Linked DNA regions of Homo sapiens: region 1 is linked to region 2. Evidence: chromatin contacts called from ENCODE Hi-C or POLR2A ChIA-PET data. All regions are on one chromosome and are shown on one strand. The core of a region is the stretch at or near the end of the contact, and the rest is flanking DNA. Distances in the headings are between cores, read along the strand shown. Region 1 holds the start of ATP1B4 (ATPase Na+/K+ transporting family member beta 4). Region 2 holds the start of TMEM255A (transmembrane protein 255A).

The links. Hi-C counts contacts between places; a loop is a spot of excess contacts on that map. ChIA-PET counts read pairs that join two places held with the same protein, here RNA polymerase II (POLR2A). Pooled maps may share reads with other maps.
Region 1: a map of naive thymus-derived CD4-positive, alpha-beta T cell shows a loop between it and region 2 (1.8-fold over the local background). The contact joins the promoter of ATP1B4 here to the promoter of TMEM255A in region 2. A Hi-C loop is called at or near these places in 1 of 168 maps with a recorded cell type or tissue (naive thymus-derived CD4-positive, alpha-beta T cell) and 3 of 50 pooled maps. POLR2A ChIA-PET finds 5 or more read pairs at or near these places in 1 of 52 experiments (IMR-90).

What each region holds. Positions count from the first base shown.
Region 1 is chrX:120,360,338-120,365,088 of GRCh38, reverse strand. ATP1B4 (ATPase Na+/K+ transporting family member beta 4) reads right to left here and starts at 3,000. Exons shown (of 8, transcript NM_001142447.3): 1 at 2,858-3,000. The coding sequence starts at 2,920.
Region 2 is chrX:120,308,628-120,313,330 of GRCh38, reverse strand. TMEM255A (transmembrane protein 255A) reads left to right here and starts at 1,870. Exons shown (of 9, transcript NM_001104544.3): 1 at 1,870-2,079. The coding sequence starts at 2,022. RefSeq lists an enhancer at 3,854-3,903.

The DNA.
Region 1 (4,751 bases), core at 1,751-4,250, 51 kb before region 2:
CACATTGAGCACAAGTGCCTAGAGGTAGCTTAGTAGATTAATGAAGCACAGTGCCTTAGGTTCTGTGTTCCTAAACGATTTTAGGGCTCAAGCCTGTAATCCCGACACTTTGGGAGGCCAAGAAAGGAGGATCACTTGAACCCAGGAGTTTGATGACAGCCTGAGCAACATAGTGAGACCCTGTCTCTACAAAATTAAAAAAAAATTAACCAGGCATGGTGGCATGCACCTGTAGTCCTAGCTACTCAGGAGGCTGAGGCAGGAGGATCACTTGAGCCTGGGAGGTCAAGGCTGCAGTGAGCTGTGATCATGCCACTGTACTCCAGCCTGGGTGACAGAGTGAGACATTGTCTCAAAAAAACACAAAAAAAGATTTTAGGTGCTTATTATAATCAAGGATGGCTGACTGACATAGGCTCACAGTGTAAGGCTTAGGAAAATAAACTTCATCACTCAATGATGAATGGATTAATACCTGTTCTTAAATATCTTTCACTTGTGTGTGAACCTATGCACACATTTAAACTCCCAAACTACATTTTGAGCACCCAGAGGGAGATTCCATATTTTCTAGCCTCTCGATGGCCCTCCACAGTGTAAAGCTGACAGTTAAGTACCCAGTGGGTCCTAACCAAATATCAGTGATACCTGCCTGACTTAAAATTCCTGATGCAGGACTCTGCGGGAATGCTCTCACAGAGCTTGTCACCCTGACTGAGCTGTCATGTATATCACAGTGGGTAGCAATCATGGCCCCCAGAGAATCTACTGCACCTGAGAATCTCAGTGAATTTGAAGTATAACATTTCATTGAGGAGAAATATATATTCCCTTTATATTTCCTGAACAATTTTCTTTTCTCTCCATGTTACCTATGCCTGCCTTTAACCTTCCACAGAGGAGGCAGCTGGCCTAGGCCTCAGACTGATCTTATTTGTAGATATTGGCTCTCATGATAATCCCATTACAGATGGCTTGTCATTAAAGCTTTACCCTCCTGAGAAGAATTAATCTTCTCACGGCTAATTTGCCCCTACAGCTCTCACACCCGAGAGGCTGTGAGAGGTTCCTGAGCTTTACTTTAGGAACCTCGAATCTTTTCTCCTCTCCTCTGTTTCCAGGTAAAGGAAATGGTCACACTGTGCAAGAGAGGCCTTCCCCAAAAGATCCTCATTAATTAAATCCTGTGTAAAATGTATCTTTGTGAAACTATTTAACAAAATCCAATAGAAAATCCTTTGGTAATGAGAATGCTTATCCCTAAGATTCTGTCTTGTCACTTTCCTAAAGTGGCACTACCCTCATGTGATAGTGTGTGTGAGTGTGCTGGGATATGGTAGTGGGTGTGTGATGGGGTCATCAGGTTTCCCTGAAAGGGAAGAGTCTGAAGAACAGAGGGTAGCTCCATTTTGAGTAATCTAAATATATAAACATATAAACAAATATATAAACAAACAGTATGACCCAAAGGATAAATTTTAAATTTGTGCTCTGCAAAGAAGACAGCAAGGCATGTGTTTATACACCATAAACATTTGAATGGCTGGTTAATTTTAAAAGAGAAATTAGCACAGGATTGCATTAATTTATTTTTAAATTTGGTCAAGTATTATAAAGAGCAAGATCCCCTGATGCATTTAAAATCCAAGCCACTTAACAAATAACTGAAATTATACACAACATTTTAACAAGATTACATAGAAAAGAAGGCAAGTAAGAAATAGTTTTATACCCCTGCAGATTGTAACTGTTTTGAGAGCTGGAAGAAACTTTGGGGGAAGTTAAACGGTTCTTCAAATTGTGGCTAAAAAGCTAAGAGAAGCCCTCTGTAGATTGATAGGAGGTTAGAATAATGTGTGTTTTCTTCTGCGGGCTGTTGACAGTCTTCACTTAACTCCCTGGTTACATAAGTGGCCATACCCAAAGAAAAATGGCTTAGGCTTTGTTTCCTCCTGGGGCTGAGATCACAATCCTCTCTGGGGAACATTTCAAAATCCTCTCCCCAAAAAGCACTGCGTGTGGCATACATTAATGACTTATAGCAAAATAAATGCAAATAAACTTTTGGATCAAATAATTTGTAATACACCCTGGAAATAAATGATGAGACAAAAGAATGTATGTGTGTCTACATGTTGGGCAGTGTGGGGTGGCAGTCAGGATGGCAATGGGTAGTGGCAGATCGGGGGTTTGGAAGATGCATTCTGCAAATACAATGGAAAGAGTACAAGATTAGCAGTGAGGATATTGCATTTTCACTTTGGCTCCTCCACTAACTTGCAAGTCACTCCTGTACTCTGAGCCACAGCAGCCTCCTTTAGGTAATGAGGGGTTCTGGAGAGATAATGTCTAGGATTCCTCCCTGCTCCTATTGGGGATTCTATGATTTTAGCTATAGTTTGGAATTTCTACTTTAGAAAGAGAGCAGCTGGACTCTAAGAAGCTACCACCCAAGAGACAGCTGGGTAGGCAGTGCCTTTCATTTCCTCTTCCTCCTTCCTTCCCTCTTGGCTAAATTTCTTGCTATTAGAATTAAACTTTTATACTCCAAAAGGTCTGTGAAAATTCTATACTCCCAGGAAAAGATTTTAGAAGCCACTTATTCTCTGTTATCTTCTCCTTCCCTTATCTTTGTTTCACAGGAAGAGGGGCTTCCTCCTTTTATCCAGCAGTTTAGGGTGCCCGGGGGTGCTGGGAGTCACTGCTCCTTTTTGAAACCCTGGGCTCCCCTAAACTTCGCTGTTTCTGCCCGTCTCAAAGAGAGGCAGCCGTAAACCAAGGTCTACACAGCCCCCAACCCACCCCATTAAAATAAAAGGGGAGGGGGCAGCAAAATATTCTGCTCTCTGGCACTCACGAGTCTGTAGCGATAACTGTAAGGAAAGGATGGAGCCCTTCTGGACCGGAGTTGCCTTCTCATGGCTGTTCAGTGGGCAAAGACGCAGCAGAGGCAGGCAATCGGGTGAGAGTTCTGGAGCTTCTGCTGGTACAGGAGACACTGGTTGCTGGGGACACTTGGCGCCTGGTAAAAGTGAACCCTCCTGGCATGAGCCCTTCCCCAGAATAATCTAACATGTCCCTCTGTCATTGGTTGGCTCCTTCCCTGAATCAAGGGAAAGCCCTTATGGAAAAGCAAGCTCATCATTACAAGGAGGGGGAGATATTCTGGGTCACGAGGATGAGCAACTCACCCTCCCGCCCCCTTTATATGTCTTTCCACCCCTTGTCTTTCTCCAGCGCTTGAGATATGATGGCCCCAATGGAAATCTTAAGTCATGTTCTTCTCAATTGAGAGTTGGATATCAGTGCATGCAGGGGGTGGGTGTGGGTGGGAGTTGGGGGTGAGGGGAGATGGCCAAGAATAACTTGCTTTTTTCATAAGGCTGATCTCATGCAAAAGGATCTAGGATGTCAGGAAAGATTCCCTTTGCTCTCTCCCCCCACCCCCACACACACTGTAAGCCACCTACAATATTTCTTATTTGTGTCAATCCATGAGCTTCTTAAAATGTGGATTATTCTTTCTGATTTTAGAAGCCAGGCTCCTACTTCATTCCTCCCTGCCCCAAAGAGGGTCTTGGACATAAGGAAGCCTTTTTCTAGCCCACATGTCAGAGTGGCCCCATCAGTCACTGCCCCTCATACACACACCCCTCCAAATCCTGGCCAAATTTCTGTAGTGGTTGAGATCTATATTTATCCCTTAGCATCAGGGCAGGGAACAAGCCAGAACTTTGCAGTGTCAGTTTCCCAGACATATGTAACTCCTGAAACCAACATGGGATCCAATGAAAGGAAAAATTAGAAGAAACAGTTAAGAATATTGTATAGCATTTTTGGTCTGTTTGGGGTCCACCCTACTGGAGCCTGGGTGGCTAAAAGGCCTGGATGGAGTTTGTGATCCTTCCTTCACAAATCAAACCCCATTATACTCAAGTGGCTGAGAATGTTGCAGATACTGACATTCTGGGCACATTCATTACTGAGAAAAACAGCACAATAGCTTAGAAAGATTTAATCATAACTCCAATTCAAGGCTATTCTGATGAAAATGGCTTCAATTGCAGTTAATTTTAAATAAGAATTCCTTTCACTGTAATGTTACTAATCAGACCTCTTCTTTAACAGTGTCTCTTCCCATATGCTTCTTTGAAGGGAAAAAGGCCACTTACAAAAAAGAGAAACTTATTCTTCTCTTTGAATTTTATTAAAAGCAAAATATATTCTAGGGGATAATCTGGTCTCTGGTCTCAGTAGATGTTGATCTCTATCTTCTACACCTTCTCCAAGCCAGTCTTTTGTGTGATTCCTTACATTAAGTATGAGAATCCCCAGGCCCTTGGAAGCCTTAAAACCAAACAATGGCTAGGCTAACTGGTCTAAGGCTGAAAAGAGAGTACACTCACTTTAAAACATTTCAAAAACTGAGAGTAGGGGGACAAAAGGGAGTTAGGAGTGACATGACCTTAGGTAACAAAATACTCCATTCTCTAGAATCTTCCATTCCTAAGCATTCTGGGTAATTGGAGGTTTGATGTATACTTAAGACATTTGCCATGTATTTCAGCTATAGCCCAGGCTGTGTTCTGGAATGTCAGCTGTTGGGTGGGGTAAAATAACCAAATCCCATAGGATGTTGAAGACAGAAATCTGTATGAATTTACACTCAAAACACTAGTTAGAAGGGAAATGATTCCTGCCAAATTTGAAAAAAAAAAAAAAAAGCAATATGCCTAACAGTGCAGCAGAAT
Region 2 (4,703 bases), core at 621-3,120:
TTATAGAGACCCTGACACAAGCTAAGCAGGCTTAAGACACACACATCTACAATAGTAGGCATCTTGTCTCTATCTAGGACATATATCACAGATTTCTAAACCACATGTATAGTGTAGGGTTGCTAATAATACCTGACACAGCATTCAACGTGGCCCCTGGGGTGCCCAAGTTCTTTACAAAGGGCTTCCTTTTTAATCTTCAAGAAACATATTTTCTTCCTTCAGAAGATGGGAAAGGGCAAGGGCCTTCAGTCCCATTTCCTGGATAAGAAAAACAAAGCTTTACAGTAGATTAGCAAGGCAGATCTGGAAAGAGCCAAGTACTCTTCTTCATCCCATTGACTCTTAGAATAGTTTTATACTTGATTTGGTTTGGGTTTTTCGGGGAACATGGAGAAAGGATTGCAGCAACCATCAGAAGGAGGTGGTTGGAAGGAGACCTGGCAAGCAGAGCCTGGGAGCTCCTCAATGGGACAGTATGGGCACCTCCAAATAGGTATATTCTCTTAGCTATGTTAGGCTTCCAGGGCTGTTCCCAGAGGGAGGTGGAGTCCACTGTTACCCGCTTCCTCACCCTCCACCTCCCCTGGCCACCAGATAGATGTCTTGGGGGCACTCCAAGGAGGCCTCATCCTGATCTGCAGTTGTTTTGAGAACATTCAAACCACCTTTTGGTCCAACCACAAGGTGCTTCAAGCCCAATATCCTAATGGGGTCCAAAAGGATAGGTTCGAGAAGGATTTGGCTGTCTTCCAAGATCAATGACATTCCCACCTCATCCCCAGTTTCCCTTAGTAATCCACAGTGGATCTGTCAGCCATGACTTTACTTTCACTCTTTCCAAAGCTACTTGCATTTTCATCTTGCTGCATCTTTTGGAGCTAATGAATTCCTTAGGTTTTCCATTTGCTATAGAGAATAATAGTTCTTTTCAGTCGCCATAGCAAGAACACTCACCTTGGAGTCCAACAGATCTAGGTTCTAGCTCTCACTTCTGCCACTTACTAGCTGAGTGGGCACAGGATATTTTCTTCCCTTCTCTGAGATTCAGTTTCCTCCTCTGCATAATGGGGTTATTGATAACTCCTCTTCCTCCCTTGCATGGCTGCTATGATGATAAAATGAGATCCTTGTTATAAAAGCACTTGAACAGTACAAACTGGGGTTCTGGTGCAGAGTTATACTTTAGCTGAATTTTCTAGCTAAAGATTGGGGGCTGTTGGTTCTAGAATTCTCAGGTCTGGTGAATAAGGCTGTGCTCCTTCTCTCCGTCTCTGCATAATTTTATACACTCTGGTCACATCACTTCCCAGCCTTCATCGTTCTAGACTAAAGAGTCTGCGTTTGTTTAATCTATCTTCATATGTCAGCCACCACCCTCCCCCCGCCCCACACACACCATCCCTTTGATTATAGAGTGGCCCTTCTCTGGATCATCTCCAGCTCCATTATGTCATTCTGGAAGCACTAAGACCAGACCTGCTCAAGTGTGTGTGTGTGTGTGTGTGTGTGTGTGTGTGTTCCTCAGCTCTGAACCTCTGACTCTGACCCCCTCCCCAGTTATAAATCCTAGAACAGGATAATTACCCAAGACCCTGTCCAACTATAGAGAAGGTTGGTTGGCTTCATACTGAAGCCTCCCCCTCTTTCTCTGCGCAGCCCTGGCCCCAAGGGGCTAAAACTGCTCCCTGTCTGGCTTGGAAGGCTGGGAGGTGGATAACTAGGATGGGGAGACTGAGGGGGAGGGAGGAGGGGGGGGGTCTTGCGCAAGCGCACGCGGCTGCACGGACCGCCAATGCTGCTGCCTCCCAGAGCAGAGGGAGGCAGAAGAGGAGGGAGGGAGAAGAGTGGAAGGGAGGGGGAGGCGGCACTTGGGCTGCAGCTCGCAACCAGAGGCAGTGTCTCTCAGCTCTCGGAAGGACCGAGAGAGGCAACCGCGGAGTAGGATGCTCTGCGGGGCGCCCAGAGCCGGGGGCGCTTGAAGCAGCTTCGGGGACTGGGGCAACCGGGCAGTTTTCACCATGCATCAGTCCCTGACTCAGCAGCGGTCCAGCGACATGTCCCTGCCCGATTCCATGGGTAAGTCTAGCGGCCCTTCCTTCGGGCGGCGGCAGCAGGGGTTGAGTGCCCTGGCCTCTGGACTGTGAACGCCCCAGCTGCCCCAAAAGCCGGAGAGCGGGAAACGGGGCATGGATGGGGTGGTCTTCGCGCCCCAGCGTCTGGGTGGTGGACCAGAGTCCCAGGGGAGCGGCCTGGCTGCAGCGGGAGCGACGTGCGGAGATCGGAGCGCCAAGCTTGCGTCGGAGTATCTCTGCCCCGGAGTGCGGGTGTGTGCCTGTTTGTGTGCGTGTGTCTACAGACTTGCAGTCGGTGGTAAATCCCAGCAATCTGAGGATCAAAACACTTCCCTGCAACCTGCGCCTTCGCTTTCCATTCGACACTCCCTCTTTGCAAAGTCCTGGTCACTTCTAAGAGCTCACGACTAACGACAATTAGAAGCAGGGTCCTCGCCCCCTCCCAACTCTCTTGAAGCTGCCCTGAAATTTAGAGATGCAGTTGGGTGGGGGCCTGACTTGCACCTCGCTGATTGGGGGGGGGGGGCGGGTTGCGCAACTCTGGGGGATGGGCGGGGGTGAGAAGAAAGGGGGGGATGAGGGGAGGGGAATTCCTGAGGAATCACTCAAGACAGCCCAGCCCTGCCCTCTGCAGCGGCGGGATCAACATTCTTTGAATTTGATTGTTACTCTGCTCCAAATGCACGGAATGTGCATGAGTGTGAAAAGGGAGTCAGGGGCAGGAGTGAGAGCGCGAGAAAGAAACATCCAGCGCGAGCCCGCGCATCTTCTGAAGTCGCGCTTTTCCTCGCAGGGCGGAATGGAGGGGGAGGGGCACCCTTCGACTCCTTTCCTTATAGAAACTGGGGGACAGCTACCTTCGGGCACCAACTTGGCTGCCCCTCGAAGCTGCTTTTTGGTAGTTACAAAAAAAAACAAACCCAGTCCCCCTCAGCTGTTAGGCACCTTCCCAAGCCCTGTGATTTCACTGGGCGGAGAAATTAATTTGGAGCCCTGGAGAGCGGGAGGGGATTGTAAAATCATGATCCCACCTAATCTTTTAAAATTCGCCTCGGATACACTTCAATCAAATCGAATTCTCTCTTTCCAACATACTTTACATTCTGCAAAATCCCTCTGTCCCGCAGTTCCTGCCATCAGTCTGCTCAGGTCTTCTCCGATGAATTTGCGGGAACATCTCGAGTGGAGGGGGCAGGGAGAAGATCGAACCCCCTATATAATCTCCCTACTGCCCGCAGAAGACTCAGTGTCAACAAAACTCGTTCACCGGAGGGGCCCCAGAAAGTGTTATCTCCTGGATGGTGGAAAGATCCGTATCCTCAATGGTTTTGCATATTCAGTATAAGAATTTGCTTTTTCATTTTTAAGGGCGTAGTTATTTACAACGGGGTACAAATGAGGCCAAGGACTTGGTCCGAATCCCGAGCCCAGCAGTACCAGACTCCCCCTTACTCCCAGCTCGCGCGCGCGCACTCTTTCTCCAACACACACACCACGCGCACACACATACAGAGGGAGAGGGAGAGAGAGAGAGCGCGAGAGCGAGAGAGAGCGACAGCGAGAGCGAGAGAGAGAGAGACAGAGAGGTGGGAATGCACTGCTTACCTTGGCCAGCTGTGGCGCCAACAACGCAGCCCTGGCTCCCCGACGCCAAGCTGTTGCGCTTCGCGAGGGAGGGCAGAGTGGAAGAGTGCTGGGGTTCCGCAGCGTCCATTCCCGCTGCGGACGACAACCACCTAACCACCTGCAAATCAAGCCACAGCGCCCCGGGCCCGTCTGCCTTCGGGGAGTGGGCTGGTTGGTGGCCCAGGGCTTAAAGAGTCGCTACTTGGCGCACTGCTCTGTGGGTTGGGGAACAAGATGAAGAGCTTTCTTTCTTGGGCTCCCAGGGGCCCTCAGCGATCTTGTGTTTCTCGAAAGGTCTGCGCAACAAACAGCTGAGTGGGCTTCGCCCAGCCCAGTCTCCACACTGCGGGAAAGGAATCATAAATCCCAGATAGAAGCGGAGCCGGCGCCACGCATTCCACTTTTTGAAGTCCGCAGACCGACGGCACTGGCAAATTCCTGAGTCCAGTGCTAACGCTGGGTTTCCACAGTTTGGACAGGGGAGTCTCCCCGGAGTTCCCTGGCCCTGGTCCCGCACAGTCCGGGCCTGAATCAGCGTCTAGGCTACTTAGGAGCTACTCCCACTTAGCTCTGGCAACACCACCTTCCCTTGCGTGGGGGGAAGAGGACAGTGGGTAGGTAGGTTAGTGTTTCAGCCTCCAAGGGCAGCATTTCTGAGGGGACTCCCTTTATTGTCAAGACACAACCGCAACCAAAACAATAAAATTTAAAACACGCAGACACACTGCACCAAGGTGCCTGCACTCTACGCTTGCTGGCTGCCTGGGAATAGAGCAGTGCGTCCAAGGCTCAGAGTGGAGCAGGCGCTTTGCAATTAAGAAGATGGTAATTTGACTCCAGTGTCCCCCCATCCCCTCCCAGCAACCCCCTTCTCCCTTTTGGCAACACCGCCCCCAGGCGCAAAGGCACCTCTACTACAGTAGGGCATTCCTTCCTCCCAAATAACACATTTGTAATTCGCGGGCGGCCTCGGATGTTCTCCATTCAGAGAACTGTCTAAAG